Regions from separate parts of the Homo sapiens genome. Here region 1 is linked to region 2. The links are chromatin loops, found by intact Hi-C in ENCODE. Cell type or tissue: IMR-90. All regions are shown on one strand. Each heading gives the region's core, and the rest is flanking DNA. Links, peaks and the distances in the headings are about the cores only. Region 1 overlaps KLHL29 (kelch like family member 29). Region 2 overlaps KLHL29 (kelch like family member 29).

Region 1 (8,835 bases), core at 424-8,423, 52 kb before region 2:
CATTTAATATAATCCTTGAATAATATACTCATATAAAATATTTAACTAAAAATCTTTTTTACCATAAGCCATGCAAAAATGATAAAATGATTTTTTTTAATTGTAGGGGGTTTGTGAAATTATAGATTACTGTGAAAGGAGTTCATTAGTCAAAAACAGAATTGGAAATGCTGATCTAGAGACACAAAGCCCAGGGATTTCAGGAGGGAGCTGGAGAAGGGGAGAGAAGTGAGGGTGGGGAACAACCAGTCCCCGCCTGCTAAGGAATGTATGGCTTCCTCCTTGGGCGCCAGCAAATACCTCTCTCTCCAGGGCCGGCCAGACCAGGGTCCCATAGCAAATGCCAAAAGCTAGCCAGAGGTGAGGGCATTTAGGAGTGTTGCCTTTGAGTTCATCCTTCAAAGAACGCAACGCTGGGCAGGTAGCAGGGTGAGCCCCCTGCCTGCGTCCTACCCTGGTGTGGGGATAGGGAGTGAGCTGGAGACACAGATGAAAGGAAGCCAGTGTCCCCCCAGACTGCAGCCCCGAAAGGAGCAGCCCTTGGCTGATCCCCGCTAAGCTGCTTTGCCAGCTTGCCTTAGATTAGACTGGGTGTACTGGGTGCAGGCGACATCATTTCTGAGAACTGGCTGTCACATGACTTGGCAGAACAATAGCAGCCAGGTGGAATTTTGTTCCTTGTACCATTTGTGAGCACTGGAAGGACCACAGGACAATAGTGATCCAGGCTGGGTCTCTTTCTTCATAGGGCACAAATCAAAGCCCAGAGAGGTGGGAAGAGGCCGCCCAGGGCCTCAGGGTGGCCAAGAGCATGCTGTGTATACATTCTCCCAGGCTCCCATGTGTGCATTCTTCCAGTGTTCTGGGACAAGGGTGTGTGCCATTTCAAAGATACTGATCACAGAGGATGACTGCACCCTTCCCATGCCTGGGGAGTGCCTTTGAGGTGGGGAGATGGCCTCAGGGTCATGGGAAAGGCTCTTGGGAGGGACAACTGGGTTCTGGAAGGCTGTGGGAAGCGGGGAGGAGGGGATGAGTAGGGCAGAGGGTTAACTTACGCAACAGCAGAAACCATTCTACTGTACTCAGGCTCTGCAGGTGTTTTGTGACCCTCCTGCAGGAACATTTATTTGTATCTGTTCCAGCTGGTTGACCTGCCACAACCCATCCTCAAATGTATCAATCCAAGGTACTATTATTTATGGAATCATTGACTCATGAGCTCCCCAGGGCTCCCCTGCCAAGTGACTTCCCGGCGGCCACTGGTCACCTCCAGGAGCAGGAGCTCCTAGCCCAACTGAGGGGAGGCCCCTCTTCCATCAGCTTTTCCCCTCCAGTTCTGGTTCTTTCTGCCCCTCGGGGTCTCCCAGTGCGCACCTGGTCCGCCTGCTACAGGAAGGCCTTTCAGGCATGTAAAGAAGCAAAGACACCCTCCCCGCTGCTGCAAATAAACGCCCAATCTGCAAGAATGTCTCCTGCCCTGGCTCACACATACTTTTCATGTACTTTTGGCATCTGAGTCACGTCTCTAAATGGGCTGCAGTTTGTCAACATCCCATGGAAAGTATGGCCCGAGAATCCAGTGCAGCACTCAGAGCCGTGACTGGGACAGCAAAGGGCCAGGTTGCCAGCTCTTTCTGCCAAGGTCTCAGTGCACAGCTGGACCCAGCCTCAGCTGACAGCTCTTCTGGAAGCTTCTGTGTTCTAGCGGGGGGTGATACAGTCTGCCATGAGGGTGAAGTACACATGACGCACCCTGAAATCTAACCTCTAACAGAGCCACATGTGTCATTCAGAAAAGAACATTGCTTTCAAGGCCTTTTCTTATTCTAACCAGAAAAGTGATAGCACTCTTTTATAGAGTGATGTGGATTTGAGCCATTAAACGATTTGCTTACTGATACCCAGGCCTCTTGATCTGGCATTTCATATCCCAGGTGACCGCTGCATGGTGCCTCTGAATGTCCCTACTCTTTTTCCCAAAACAGTACCTAACAGGAGCTCAGGTCTCCTGACTCCACAAGAAGGTGCTGGCTAATTGCACAGCCGAAAACTGTGCAAGAGCCAGTTTGAAAGGGGGCCACACGTTGATCATTCTGGGCTGAATATTTTTGCGGCGTTCTATATTTACACCAAAATGGAGGTGAACTTAACAATACGGTGTTACCACAGGAAATGAATGAATCTGTCAAAAATCACTCTTTTACTGAATGACTTCTTTAACCTGAGCTGCCAGAAAAGTCTCTCACAGTGGGAAGTCATGCTTTAGATGGTGTGTCCTGATGAAAAATTGATATTGGCGGAAATAACATTTTTTAAAACTTCTAGGTGTTAACAGTAACTTTGAGTTCTCTGTGAGGCTCAGAGGGGTGGCGTGTTCTGCGTGGCCACATCCGTGTTTATTAGTTTATGGCCTTCTGCTGTGGCATTTCATCATCACAGCAAAATTGCAACCTTTCAGCGCCTGCGGACAGTCACGTTAAAATGGCTTTGAGGGAGAGATGGCTCATGTGGTCAGGCGTTTTGGTGTCACACTCAATTGGCTAAACATAGTAATTTTGGGGTCTATTATTGACTAATTTGGGTAATTCACCTACTGGGAAATATTTTAAGATAAAAATGTAAAATCCTGTCAGTGTATGAGCAAGGTCCTTGATGTCAGTTTTGTGACATATTTTTAAACACTGGAATCTGTTCTGTGGAATATTCTGGCATGTTGTAGTTAAGTAAAACAATGTTGGGAGCCCATCAGCTGTCTGTTTGCCCATCTTCCTGTGCTCATGGAGGCTCCTATCTGGGTGGTTATTTTATACCTGGGCGGCTCCCGTTTAATAGAGAATGCCATTAACAAGCGTGCCAGAGTCTGTCTCTGCCTGCAGCCTTGATTAGCCATCAGCATGCGTGAAAACTCATTTCTTGATTGGTGTCGAAATATGTCACACCCTGATGGAGCATTGCAGGCTATCACTGCTAACGGATTAATGACAGAGCACCTGCCGCATGGCCTCATCCACGACAGCTGCCATCCAGAGAGAACAGAGTTTGGACCGTGTCCGCAGAAGGCCTTGGAGTGTTGACGTGGGCAGGTCTAGGAATCTGCATGGGCAGAAATGTAGGGGAGCTGAGTCACTCTGCGGCAAGTGGCTGTGTCTTCCGCTGTCCCCCTGCATGTGAGGCTTGGGACCTGAAGGCCCATTTTCCCCCAGTGATGTTGCGAGGTAGGTGTTTAGGGTCTGGCATGGGTATAGGATTTCACTAGTTTCCCTCAACTTCTATCCCTCCTTCCTGGCACTCCATAATCACTTTACTATGCTTTGTCTTTTGCTGTGATGGGTGTCCCGGTCTCAGCTCCTCTCGCCTACCTGCACCAACAATGACCACACAACTGTTGTGTGCAGGCACCATTGCCAGAGTGCATCATACAGGTCGTCAGTCCCTTGGAGGCAAGAAAGGTACCTTGTTTACCATCCTACCCCCCGCCACACACACACTTAATTATGTTATATGATTGATACTCAGGGTTTCAGTGGCTGTTGTGAGTCAAATTGTCATTTGTGGCCGAGTGGTGAACAATGTCCCTCTTCTCGTGCCCAAACCTGAGGGCTGAATTGGAACTTGGCATACCCTGAAAATTTCAAAAGATTTTACATGATGCAAGGAATGATTTGGGGCCGTTGGCTCCCCCAACAGAACCAGCAAAGCCTCCCGGTACTTCTTTAGTATTTTGCTTTGCAATGTCCCAGCCTTTCCCTTTAAGTCTCCTTTTCGGACAATATATAGAAAGTTCTACACCACATCTCTCAGCCCAGGTTAAGCGAGGCTGGACTCTGGGTTCTCATCCTGATTCTGCTGCCAGCTCAAGGTATAGCTTTGGTTGGGCTAGTGTCTTCTCTCTGGGCCTTGACTCCCCTGTGTGCACAGCGAGGGAGTTTGGAACTCATGGCCAACTCTTTGGGTGAGGATCGTGAGCATCCACCTCTCCCCAACACCAGCCTGCACTTGGGTACATATGTTCACATACACCCAGGCACGCACGTGTGCATACATGCTCAGCTGGGCCCTGCTCTGTCACTGATGAGCCAGGGCCTCTAAGATCTGTTCTCTCCATGTGAGTTGCTTTTGTGCAGCCCAGGGAGCCATGGTTGCTGGCGCTGGGGCCTTGGTGCCCACATGTCCCTGGGAGAGGTTGCACTGTACAATGATATGTGCTCCTCAGCGTGTAAACCACCACCCAGCCCTGAGGGACAGAGCTTTGGTTGTGGGGGTCTCACTGCATTCTACAGATGTTTCTTTTGTGCTTTCAAAGTAACATAATTGCCTCATCAAAAGTTTGTGAAACAGGCTGGGCGCAGTGGCTCACTCCTGTAATCCCAGCACTTTGGGAGGCCGAGGTGGGCGGATTACCTGAGGTCCGGAGTTTGAGACCAGCCTGGCCAACATGGTGAAACCTCGTCTCTACTAAAAATACAAAAATTAGCCAGGCATGGTGGCGGACGCCTGTAATCTCAGCTACCCTGGAAGCTAAGGCAGGGAGAATTGCTTGAACCTGGGAGGCAGAAGTTTCAGTGAGCTGAGATCGTGCCACTGTACTCCAGCCTGGATGACAGAGCAAGACTCTGTCTAAGAAAAAAAAAGAAAAAAGAAAAAAAAAATTTGGGAAACAGATAGGAGGGGAAGGGAAATCACCTATAACACCCCTTTCCCTTCCAACAGCTACCACTATCATTTTGTAAGTTTCCTTCTAGTGACTTTAAATTTATATTTTTTCAATTTTTTTAATACTTGGCACTGTAATAGGCACTTTACATATATTAACTACTTGAATCTTCTCAACAGTCCTCCTGGATAAAAATGAATGAATCTCATTTTACAGATGAGAAAACCGAGTAGAGGTTGAGTTGCTGGGTATATTCAGCTTGCTGGGGCTGGGATTTGAACCCTTGCCGTGTGACTCTGGACCCTCTCTTCCTTCCACCAGTGCAGTGGTTATCAAATTTCACCTGTCTGAAAGTCACCTGGAAGACTTGTTAAACCTATTCCTGGGCCTCACTTCCAGAGTGTGCGATTCAGTGAAGCTGGGTGAGGGAGGCCTGCCATCCTGCACTTCCAGCAAGCCCCCAAGCAATGCCAGTGTTGCTGGTATGGAAACCATATGTTGAGAACAATTGTACTAGTCCATACTGCTGCCTTGTGAAGACCTCATCCTCTATCCTGATTTCCCCACTCATTCTGAAAGAATTCCACTGTGTTACTATTTGGCTTCACACAGATCACTTACAGTGACTACATGAGATGACGCATGTTCTAAAAGGAATCTATTGCTTGTTTGATGCTTTGGAATTCACAAACCTGCCTTAGCTCAGAGCCCAGGAAAATCACCCACAGTTAAATCCCTCCCTGAGAAGGACTCTCTGGGCCCTCCAGCTGGCCCAAAAGGGACAGGTGCCTGAGATCATTACATCAGTGCCCAGTGCCGTTCAGTTACATAAATCTGACCCATTCTTCAAGGCACTGTTCAGCTTTCACATTCCCCAGGAAACTCACCCTGCCTACCTCAGCCCACAGGATCTCTTCCTTGCTGCGCCCCTGATGCCTGTGCTACTGTGGTCAGTGGTCTAGGTTAGAACCCGGGAACTAATTTTTTCTCTTCTAGATAGTGAGCGGCCCTTGGGTAGCATTTGGTCCAGCCTTTCCATTTTACAGATGGTAAAACCGAGGCCCAGAGGCAAAAAGAATTGTCTCAGGTCAGAGTGCTGTGTCTATAAACTCCATTTTGAATTAATTCTTGACAAACACAGTTAGACCTTACAGTTGGTTTACATTTACTTCTTAAAATGACTTCCCAGATATCCCTACACTGAAAGGATGCAGACTTGAAATAGACGGACACAACAGATACTCCTTTCTCCGTGCTGTGCAGCCTGGAGAGTGTCCCCAGAGCTGCTGCAGTGGTCTTGCTGGAAAACCCCTCTAGCACCTGTGTAGAAGCATCAGGAGGAGCTGCCTCTATTCTGTGTCCCATTCCAGACATTTCAGAGGTGTATGTGGAGTCCATGGCACCAACAGGTCTTCCTACTCTCCCGAGGCTGGAGCTGAGTTTACAGGTGTCCAGAGTTGGCAGATGGGTCCTTTATCTAAATGTGTGACCCTGTGTTCAGAGCTCAAGGCATAGAACAGCAGTGCAGTGAATAAGACCACAGCTGGTTTTTCTCCGTGGGAAGGAAATATGCCTGGAGGCTTCTGATTTCATTATCTAACAAGTGTATTTTCTCTGATGTGGGCTCAAAATGGGGAAAGAATAATTATTCCCAGCAGCCCCACCTCTGCCGTCTCCCGTTCCGGGACTCCCTTGACAGGCTCCTCGCCAGCCCTGCTCCTCCGCCGGCAGCCGCCCCTCAGTAGCTGCCGTGAACATGGGCAGTGGGAGATTATTCTTCATTTCAATTTCATTCTTTTTTTTCTTATTAAAAAAGCAGTGAAGGCCGGGCGCGGTGGCTCACGCCTGTAATCCCAGCACTTTGGGAGGCCTAGGCGGGTGGATCATTGAGGTCAGGAGATCGAGACCATCCTGGCTAACACGGTGAAACCCCGTCTCTACTAAAAGTACAAAAAAATTAGCTGGGCGTTGTGGCGGGCGCCTGTAGTCCCAGCTACTCGGGAGGCTGAGGCAGGAGAATGGCGTGAACCCGGGAGGCGGAGCTTGCAGTAGTCAGCCGAGCCGAGATTGCGCCACTGTACTCCAGCCTGGGCGACAGAGTGAGACTCCATCTCAAAAAAAAAAAAAAAAAAAAAGCAGTGAAAACACATGTTCATTATTTAAAAATCAGAAAATATGAACCAAAAAGAAATGAATGAAAATACCTCATAATACCACCCGCCCCAGGGATAACCACAGTTTAAAACTATGGACGTCAATTCCAGATCACCATTTCTCGAAGTTTCCTCAATCTCTTTCTTGTTTCGGGTTTTGATGCACATATAAACACGCTATTTAGTGCTATCATTTCATTTTACTGTACATGAAAGTATGCTTATGCATAGTGGAATCTGCTTTTTTCACTTAGAGAATCTTGGGTACCTTTCATGTCAATGGTTGAAAAATCTAATTCGTCCTTGTTAAATAGTATTTAATAATTAATAATGCCAAAGCATTGATTGACATAATCTGCCTTTATTGGTTATTTAAATTATCTTCAAATTTTGCCCTACGAGCAACACACCTATCTGTGCTCTTAGCTGGTTACAGTTATTTCCCTGGTTATTTTTTAAATGGGGAAGCTTTCTATTCATTTGTTGGAGGAAATATTTTCCAGTCACATGCTGTGTGCCAGCCATGGTGCCCCATTCTGGGGATTCAACAGTGCCTGAGACAAGGTCCCTGTCCTTGCACTTCTGGAAAAGGGGCATGGCTTATCAGTAATACACATGTAGATTTAAAAGACCATTGCAGATTGTGATAAGTGCTGTAAAAAATCAACAGGGTGGTGGGATTGAGGGAGAAGGCAGCGGAGCTCCTGTGACAGAGCTCAGGGAAACCTCTCTGAGGAGGCGTTTTTGAGCTGAGACCTGCAAGAGAGGCAGCCAGGGCTGGAGGAGCTGTGCAGGTGCTGAGGCAGGAGGGGCTGGTGCCCCTGAGGCTGGAAAGGCAACAGAGCAGAGGGAGTCGGGGGCAACTGGTCTAAGAAGAAGTTGAAGTTGGCTGGAGCCAGGTCACTCAGGTTTCCATTGGCTGCAGCCAGTATGTATATTTCATTCCAAGAACTATCAATGGCAGGGAGGATGAAGAGACAGGAAAGGGCATGGTGAGGGAGACAGGGGTTGCGAGTGGGGGAAGGCACAGAGAAAGGAAGGAATCAAAGGGGACTTTGGGGTTCATCCAGGAGGGTCCTGGTGCTGATTCCTTGCTGACATTCAGAGTGTGTGCCCTCCGTTGTCTTGATAAAGGGAGGGGAGCACCTCCTGCCGTCTGGCCGGTGCCCCTTCTGGTGGCAGAGCACCCTTGGGTCAGCGAGCGCTTTTCTGCTCCTGCAAAGTCCCGCCAGCCTCTAAGAGGGTGGATTTCTATGCCAGAGGCCTGGGTCTCCACCAGCAAAAGAGTAAGTTCTATGGCAAGAAACCCCTCCAGAACATGTGTTGAAATCCTTTTGCAGAGTTACCAGTGCACCTGAATTATGGTGGCTACAAAGCTGCTAGGGCATTCCCCGGATCCGAGCTTGGAGGAGGCCAAGCCTGGGCAATTTTTCTGACTTTACTGCACCATCATCCCCATGAGGGAATCTGGTGTTGGGGGAGGAGGGGCAGGGAGTGGCCGCGGAGGCCACTGGCTCATACTTGACCTGGCAGTGCTGTCCAGGTGTCCTGGCACCTGTGGGACATTGGTCTGGGGACAAAGTACATCCCCACAGCAGCTGGTAAGAGAAGGGTGCTGCCTACGTTATGTAGGCAAATGGATTTCCAACTAAATTTCACAAAGCAATGATGGTGTCTTGACAAAAAATGAGCGCTGGGCAGGGTGGCTTACACTTGTAATCCCAGCACTTTGAGAGGTTGAAGTAGGAGGACCGCTTGAAGCCAGGAGTTCAAGACTAGCCCAGGCAACATAATGAGACTCCCATCTCTACGAAAAAAATTTTTTAAAAATTGCTGGGCATGGTGGTGCACACCTGTAGTCCGAGCTATTCCGGAGGCTGAGGAGGGAGACTTGCCTGAGCTCAAGAGTTTGAGGCTGCAGTAAGTTACAATCACACCACCGCACTCCAGCCTGGGCAATAGAGCAAGACCATGTCTCTAAGAGAAAAAATGAACAGTTAACTGTTCAAGATCCAAGTGCAGTAA
Region 2 (8,835 bases), core at 534-8,533:
CTGGGATCTGCTTTAGCCCCCACCAGGCAGGCCAGGAATGTGCCTGCAGAGGCAAGGAGGCCTGGAGCTGGAGTTGACAACGTTCACCACATTTCATGCTACTGAAGGGACAGGAGCTGGGCCTGGAATGAAGCAGGCTGGAGGGCAGAGGAGTGGGCTCTCGGATCCAGGACAGTGGAGGCCCAGCTGGCCCAGCCTTGTATGTCCTTGTGGGACTTGAGCCTTTAGAAGTACAGGCTGCGTCTGCATAACACACAGGGCCTAGTGCTGGGTGAGCACAGGCCATAGCAGCCCCGGGACTGCTGTATTCTCAGCCGCCCACCCTCATGCCTTCTGACCGGTGGCCTCCTGGCCTCTGCCTTGGACCAAACTCCAGCTTCCCTCTGCAGCAGGGGCAGAACATCAGACCAACAAGGCTCCTGCCACGTCCAGATTCTCTGCTGGTCAGAGAGCTTTCTCTTTGGACTCAGAGACATTGAGGTTGGGGATGGCTGTCCCCTGCCAGAACCCTTGCACAGAGAGGAGAAAATATGGCTTTGGAATCTCAGGCTAGGCGCAGCCTTGGTTGTCAGCAGGAAGCGGGAGAAGGCTCTGGGCTGGGCCAGGATCAGCCACTGAAATGGAAGGTTCCCCACCCTGTGACCCCACAGTGCATCCAGCCTTCAGCCTCCCAGCAGCCCAGTGGGGGCAGCCAGAGGAGAGGTGGGTTCTTGACCTAGGGAGCTGGTGGGCTGTTGGCACACGCCCATGGCACCACTGGTGGGCGACAGCTGTCCTTGCTAGCGATATCGCCGGCACTGGGGAATCCTTTGCCTCCAGGCCTCCTGTTGGGTCAGAGAAGGGGAGTTGGAAAACAAGACAGCGCAGCGTCAGTTTGGCAGCCATGGCATCCCCGCTCCTACACGGGGCAAAGAAAAGATTGAGGACGTATTCTTCACAGAAGCCAGCTCTCCTTGGATGCACCTGTGAGTTTGGCAAGAGTGAAGGGAACAGAGACACCCCAGGGCAGTGGGTTTTGGTTTCTTCAATGTTGACCCTTAGTTTGGGGTCTAATCTTCCCTGCTGCTGATGCAGGGTGGCACATGGCTCTTGTTCTCTTGTTCGTCCTGAGCTCTGGCAATCATGTACTTTAGGATGGGGAGGGACTTTGAGGGCAGTTTCACCAGGCATAGCTGGTCAGATGCACCCTATGTGGGCCTCTATCTCTGTGCCCCCAGACCAGGGTCCCTGTTGTGAACTCAAGTCTGTCTTCCCTAGCACTCGGCCAGTTCCTGGAGGATGGGAATCATACCTGATCTGTCTCTGTGTTCCGCTCCCTCTGCCACTCATACCAGTACCTGATGAGCTCTCAGTAAACAAATCACTACGTGCAGCTGGGACTGTGCCTGGGAGTGTCCGCAACATGCAGCCTGGTGCTGGCTGTGCCCTCCCCTCACATGCAGGAGTCCCATTGATTTCCAAGATGATAGGAAGGTTCCGAGGCCCCTAGATGGTTCTGTGACCCCTGGGGATCAGTGGAAGCAGCTATCAGTTTACTGTGGAAACTGGGCCAGCTCACAGGGTCCTGTGTAACCTGCTACAAAACAGGCCAGTTCAAGAGCCATGTGTGGAGGGCTGCGCTCTGCTTTTCTGTGGTTTGGTGGAAATCACCCAAATAAGTAAGAAGGCCATACTGGAACCAGCTAGGAGGAGTGAAATCTGATACCTGCACTGCAGGAAAGAGGGGTGGGGGGAGTTGAGCCGAGGACTCAGTTTGCGCAGAGCCCAAGGCTGAGCCAAGAATGGCATTAGCAGACACCTCGGGCTCTGGAGGTGGTGAAGGGCAGTGCTGATCGTCACTGGTGCTGGAGCCACCCTGGGCAGCATCCCCTGCCTCCATCATTGAGGCCGTCTCAGTACTGTCTGTCCAGGCCGTTTGTCCCCCTGCCCTCAGCAAACGAAATGCCCTAGATGCCGCCTGTGTCTTCGGAGGAGGTTGCAAATGTCTCCAGAGCTAACGGCAGTTAGAGAACACCATGGGCCATGTCCTGGGCTTCCACACCCCCCGCCTTTACTTCCCCCAGTCCATCCTGCAGGCGTCCTCTCTGACCGCACTCCCCTGCCCGCTGCCTGCCTTCCCTCCCTCGTGCCATGGACAGCCTTACTTCCTGAGCTCTCCCCTTGTCCACTCCCCTCTTGGCCTCCGTGGTGTCCACCTCAAGGAGGGACCTGCAGGCAGACATCTCACTGCTGCTCCGGCCGACACAGACACTCTGCTGCCCCCTTGTCTTCTGACTGTACCTGCTTTCCCTGGCCCACTCTGGGGACCTCTGCAGCCCCTTCTTCAAATAGGTATGTGGGCGCTCACACCCCTGAAAAGGCCGTGTGACCACACCCACTAGCTGGGGCCCAGATCCCTCAACAGAACCTCAGCCGAACCCTCAGCCCTACACAGGCATCATTTGGGATTCTGGTCCGTTCCCTGCCTGGTGCCCTGCAGCTGCTCCGCACCTTTCCATCAACAGGGCTGCAGACCCCCAGCCTGCGCTGTCCACCTCGGTGTCAGCAAGTGGCCTCTCCTCCTGCTTCCTGTCCATCTTGCTCGTGTGAGCTGCCGTCCTCCAGCTCCACCGCCTCCTCCTGCCAGGAAGGGAAGCTGTTGGTGCCGCAGGCTTTCCTTGGCTCCCTGTATCCCCAGCCCTCCCTCCACTCCCTCTGCTTCAGCTGTTCCCAGACTTGACTCCCAGATGGCACCTCTGTCCTAAGGTCCGGACCATTTCTCCAGTGGCTCATGCGTAGCAGATCCCTGCTGTCTGATTCACATATCAGACTCTACCTGTCCAAAACAAAGCTGCTTCCTTGCTCTCCAAGGAAGCCTTGTACTCGTACTGTCTCAGTCCTCCTCCCTCCCTCCCTTAGCCATGCATCTCCTTCTCCTTTGCCTTAGGCTGCTCACCTTCCTTCCTGGACCCTGAGCTCACTGAGGACAGGGATCATCCTCTTTTCTCTACAAGCCCGGCACAGGGCCCTGTTCATGCATATCTCTTGGGATTAGATTATTTTATTCAGTTCAGAGATTACAGAACCACCGACAGTGTGTCCTCATAAGCAGCGTGGTGGCAGGGAACCTGGGATTGGAGGCAAGCTCTGGATTCTAGTCCCAAATCTACCTCTAACTCTGGGAAAGCCCTATAAAACCTTCTGAGCCTCAGTCTTCTGAGCTGTAAAACGGGAATAACCACGGCCTTCCCATTTCTCAGGACCTTGAAAGGTGACAAGGGAGGAACGGTGCCACCAGGGCCAGCAGTTCTTAGCCCTTGGTGCACATTGACCGGAGTGCTTTAAGAATTACAGATGGCCCGGCCGTGGTGGCTCACGCCTGTAATCCCAGCACTTTGGGAGGCCGAGGTGGGCGGATCACTTGAGGCCAGGAGTTCAGGACCAGCCTGGCCAACATGGTGAAACCCCATCTCTACTATAAATAAAAAAATTAGCCGGGCATGGTGACACACGCCTATAGTCCCAGGTACTCGGGAGGCTGAGGCAGGAGAGTTGCTTGAAAGTGGGAGGTGGAGGTTGCAGTGAGCTGAGATCGCACCACTGCACCACTCCACCCTAGGTGACAGCGGAAGATTCTGTCTCAAAAAAAAACAAAAAAAAACTACAGATGCCTAGGTCCTTCCCCCAGATATTCTAATTGCTGTCATGAGGATATCAGTGTGTTTTAAAACTTTAACCACTACTTTCAACTCATAGGTGTTATTACCAAGTTCCTGAATTCTATGGCTTGAGGAACTGAGATGGGAGTTATAAAGAGTTTGCAAAACAATATTCCTGGATGATGTGTAATTTGTCTCATCTTTCAGTTCCTTTAAAATCTACCCCCTGGATCAAGCCATCCAAAAGCTGGGTACCTTGGCTATGTTGTACTATGTTCATCTTGCGCCACCCCACATGAACTCTACGGGCTGTTAGAATATCTGCTGCCCTCCATCCAGGTCACAACAGTGCACCCTCGTTTAGGATTCTGTGGCAGTTCATGTTTATCCTGTCACTTGTGACTCCTTTGCTAGGACCCTTGGGAGAGGTGTCTCTGATTCCACCACAGACATATTCTTCTCCCGAGCCACTGTCATAGGATCTCATGGACCCACAAATCATGTTGTAACAGATTTGCCTCTTCCATGCTCTCGAAACGGTAACTCTCAACTCTGGCTGCCTATGACATCACCCAGGGAGATTTTTTAAATTCTCATACCCAGGCTACATACCAGATCTGTGAGATCACAGTCAGTCTCTGGGAGGTGGATCCAGGCATCTGGATTTTTGTAAAGCTCCCCAGGTGGTTCTGATGGGTGTGGCCAAGGTCAGAAGCACTGCCAAGCCTGGAGGCAGATTTGTGGCCCACCTGTAGCCTGTGTATGGCATTTTCTAAATACGGTTTCATGTAGGCAACATTCCCTCCTCCGTTTCCTGCTCCTACACTTGTGATTCTCTCTCCTACTTTTGATTTATGGTGTCTTAATGTATCCTTTTAAGTCCCCTGCAATCCTTTCTGGAACTTAGCAAAGTGAAAACAAATAGAGTAGAAAGGTTCCTGCTTTTCTCTGGCTGGGATCTGGGCACAGCTCCCACCCCAGTCAGCCCTCGCTGGAAAGAGGGTAGGAGCCTCCTGTTTCCCCAGCCACAGTAGCTGGTCAGCAGCCTCGTTCTGTAACCCCACAATGGGTAATTGTAGCTAGTTCTGCCAAGAGCCCTCCAAGATCCCGTAGAAGAGGCTGGTTTGGGCTGAGAGCGGTGGCTGACGCCTGTAATCCCAGCACTTTGAGAGGCCGAGGCAGGCAGATCATCCGAGGTCAGGAGTTCGAGACCAGCCTGACTGACATGGCGAAACGCTGTCTCTACTAGAAAATACAAAAATCAGCCGGGCGTGGTGGCACATGCTTGTAATCCCAACTGTTCGGGAGGCTGAGGCAGGAGAATTGCTTGAACCCGGGAGGCAGAGGTTGCAGTGAGCTGAGATCACACCACTGCACTGCAATCTGGGTGACAGGTTAAAAAAAAAAAAGAAGAAGAGGCTGGTTTGGTTCACAGCATCTGAGTGCTGAGACTGGGCTGGGGGGAGATCAGAGATGGCTAACGATGGTCACCAAAGCGCCACCCAGTTCAGGATTGTGGAAGGCCATGCCCCCCTTTTCCATCTTCCTTGTCCGCTGCCCTCAGTCCCATGCTAAACAGCAGGCGGAGATTGTCAACAAAAGGCTGGAGATGCCCAGGGATGGACTCTTTCCCCAGTCCTGAAAGCCAGGGAGCTGAGGATAGCATGCACATGGGCAGTTTCTCTTAGTGAATGGCGGGTGAGATGGAGGGGCGCACAGCCGTCCAGTCTAGCTACAGAACCTTGTTTGGCACCTGGGCTAGAAATAGCTTCTCCACAAACCTCAGAGTTTATTTTTACGGCAAAATTTGATTTTCTAAGAGGCCTGTCTCCTTGCTTACCTCGCACCTGCTCAGGTGGCTGCGGCTGCCAGGAACAGTGGTGAGTTTGTGTCCTCCGTGAGGGCACCTGGCCAAGGAGACATGGGTGCTGACCCCCAGCCTGTGCTCTGGGAGTGTCGCTGTGCCCTTGAGAGTTCAGAGAGAGGAGTGCCTCTTTCTAACTTGCACAAAAGCATCCATCGGGGAAAGCACCATGTGTGCATCCTGCTCAGGGAAAGCACTGTGTGTGCATACATTGAGTGACCATGCTCTGAAATTGATGGACTTCTCTCCTGTAGGGATGATCTCATTTACTCATACTCAGAGGCCACTCAGAAAGACTTTTAAGCTTTTGTTTTCTAATCATAAATTTCTCCTCTCTCCCTCCAACTCCACCCCTGTCTCTCTCTCTTACAACAGGACAAATAGTGCCAGGAGTACTGGGGACTACAGGATGAATACCCAGCACATGGTGAAACAGAAGAGTGTTGCAACGCTCACTCATTCATTCATTCATTCATTCATTCATTCATTCATTCATTCATCCATCACTTACTGGTAGTCACATTGTACATTGTCCTAGGTCTGGGATCCAGAGAGGTCAGACTTTCGCCCTGCCTGCAAGGAGCTCTCAGTCCGGTGGGGCAGCCAGTACATACGAATTCTTACATGATTAACGCGATCAATTCTTATGTGGCAAATATGTGATAAATGCAGCAAAAAGAATGTATACCAAGTGCTATGGAAGAGCAACTCATTTACTTGACTTAGTGAGCATCTACTATAATGCTAGGCATTGTTGTAGGCACCGGGGGTATCACAGTGACCATATGAGATAAAAACCCCTGACCCAGAGCACACACTTGAGGGGGTGAGAATATTCAGCAACTAGCTTAGTTTGATCAAAACCATAGGCTTCAAAGAAGAGGTGAGTTAAAGCTGGAAATTGAAACCTATGCATTTATATGTGTGTGTGCAGGGAACACTAGGCAATGGGAACAGCTTGTGTAAAAGCCTGAAGATATAAAAAGACCAAAGATATCAGAGCAAAAATGCTAAGGGAAACCTAAGAATTGGGAGACACAGCCTTGAATGCCATGCTAACCCTCCCAAGGTCACTGTCTCATATAATGGGGATGTAGCTGAAAGCTCACAGGGCATTGGCCAGAGCCACCCTCACAGCTAGGTTCCATGTGGACTCCCTGACCCCAAAACAGAGACTCCTTGGCAACTCCCACTCCAACTCCAATTTGTTGGAACCTCTAAGGCTAAAGATAGACGATTTATGTTACCTCCTTCTGTGACCTAGTGCTTTTAGGTTGCAAAGTGTTTTCATAGCTTCCTCTCCTGGATCATGAGAGGGACTCTAGGAGGTAGACAAAAAGGGGTTCTTGTTGCCATTTATTGTACCAAGGAGCAAACCAAAGCCCAGAGAGGTCTAGTATCTTGCTCAAGGTCACACAGCCCATCAGGCAGAGCAGAAACTAGAGTCCTTGTGTCCTGGTTCCTAATACAACCCAGGGGCCCTTCTTGTTCCCATGTCAGCTGCCACTCCTTATTTTGAAGCCTAAAAAGCTCTCAGCAAGTATCAATCACATGCCTGCCTGCCTCCCACGACCATTAGTGCAGCACATACGACGTGTCAAGCCAGGCATTGACCATCTGCTGGGCTGCAATGTGGTCCCAACCCCCACTCAGGAAGAGAACTGAAGGAGTCACGTATGGGCTGCCCTTCTTCCCACCCACCATGACCCAAGAGGCCTAAAGACCATGAGTCAACCAGACCCAGGCTGTCACCCTCCTGAGCCAAGTGGAACAGGTCACAGAATGACCATCGCAGGCTGGAGACCCCTCCACTTGCTCCTAGACCACCTGGAGGCCATTCATGACAGCCGCCAATACCTATTTTCACCCTTTCTTGTAATCAGGCTGGTTGTGAAGAGAATGGGGAGATTTCAGCCTCACACACAGAGCCCGAGCTCACCTGTGGAAGACAGACGTAGCCTAGCAGTCCTCACGGGCCACCCTTGATGTGTTGCAACTCATTTAGATAAAAGTGTCTGGCTCGTAAGGTAGCAGCAACAGCAAAAATCATTAGAAGCACATTTCTGCTTTTACAAAGTAACCTAGTAACAGCACAGGAGGCAACAATTAACCCGGCACTCCGTTCTCTAGGTACACAGGCAGGTGCTGAAAGTGGAAAACGGAAGTCAGAACACAGAGACATTCTGTCCAGGCCCTTCTGGGATCAGCACTCTGGGATGTGGGATGGCCCCGCCAGCCAGAGAGCCACACCCCTGCCATTAGCACAGAGAGGAGGTGTCCTCCCTCTCCATCTCAGAACAGTGTGATTATTTATTTAGCACCAGTTCAAGGCTTTCTGAAATGCATTCGCGGTGCTCTGCCATCTTGCGCAGGTCCTCCCTGAACTACCACTGCTGCCTCTGTGGATCAGATAAAGGAAATCTGGCCTGCACCAGTCTCTGCTGGGCTCTTGCTCCCATCTCTGCAGACTCCTGTTCTCCCTGACCTACCTGAGTGTTCATATCCCACCTTGGGGCACTTGGTCCCGCTGAGCAAGTCTTCCAGAAGCGCCTCTCCCATCCCTACCTATCTCCTGGCAAAGAGCTCCAGGGCCGCCCCCGAGGGAATTCTCTCTCCTCTGATGCCATTATGCCATTTCTCTCCCTGGCACCCTTGTAGTACTTGCTGCTTCCTGGTTCCGGTGTGGTCCTGTCACTGTCCAGTATGCCCAAGGCTCATTCCCACCCCCAGTACTGAGGGCAGCCTGCAGAGCCAAACACCCTACACAGGCTGAAAAGGAATTGATGAATGGAAAAAGTCAGTTCCCACGGCCTCTGGCTGTGCTCCTGGCCCCTCAGCCCCACGTCCTCAGATCCCAGAACTCTCTCAGGAGACTACCGGGAGTCTTTGGTGGCAGGGACTGTCTCAGTCAGTGTGTCTCAGTCACAAAGCCTGGCACAAAGAAGGCTCTCAAATGTTTCTGAGATAAATGAATGATCTAAAGTGGCTCCTTTAACCTGTCTAAATTGTGTGTGAAAGGAGCCAGCCACACCCATCAAGGCAGCTAACAGCTGCCCATGTTAGGGCAGAGGGTGACGCACTGACCCTGCTCTCCCAAGGCCACCACCCCTGGGGACATGGTGCACCCAGCCAGAGCCCTCCTTCCCACTGTTCCAAGCATAGTCCATGGCCCAGGAGGAAGCTAGGCCTCCCAGATCTTGCTAGAACCCAGGCTCTCAGTATGCTCAACATTGCATTCAAGCCATGTTTAGAAAGGTATGTTCCATATTCAGAGGGTCCTCACGGCCTTTGTTCATTCATTCAGGCAACAGCAAGCAGCAGAAAGTAAATGGT

What was found. Hi-C counts contacts between places; a loop is a spot of excess contacts. Peaks named below come from ENCODE experiments on the same cell type or tissue, not always from the same donor. Only the 100,000 strongest peaks of a DNase experiment are listed, where the experiment ranks them.
Region 1: it touches region 2 in a loop (6-fold over the local background); 2 of 110 quality-filtered maps call a loop at or near these places.

Annotation. Positions count from the first base shown.
Region 1 is chr2:23,425,131-23,433,965 of GRCh38, forward strand. All of the region lies in intron 1 of KLHL29 (kelch like family member 29), which reads left to right. Among named protein-coding and RNA genes, the nearest start is that of LINC02923, 42 kb to the left of the region's middle. RefSeq lists an enhancer at 458-958. In IMR-90, for the core only: no CTCF peak of the experiment used is centred there; DNase peaks (open chromatin) are centred at 961, 1,601 and 5,281; H3K27ac peaks cover 2,210 bases.
Region 2 is chr2:23,476,869-23,485,703 of GRCh38, forward strand. The region is part of intron 2 of KLHL29 (kelch like family member 29); the gene reads left to right. Among named protein-coding and RNA genes, the nearest start is that of LINC02923, 94 kb to the left of the region's middle. In IMR-90, for the core only: no CTCF peak of the experiment used is centred there; a DNase peak (open chromatin) is centred at 4,213; H3K27ac peaks cover 993 bases.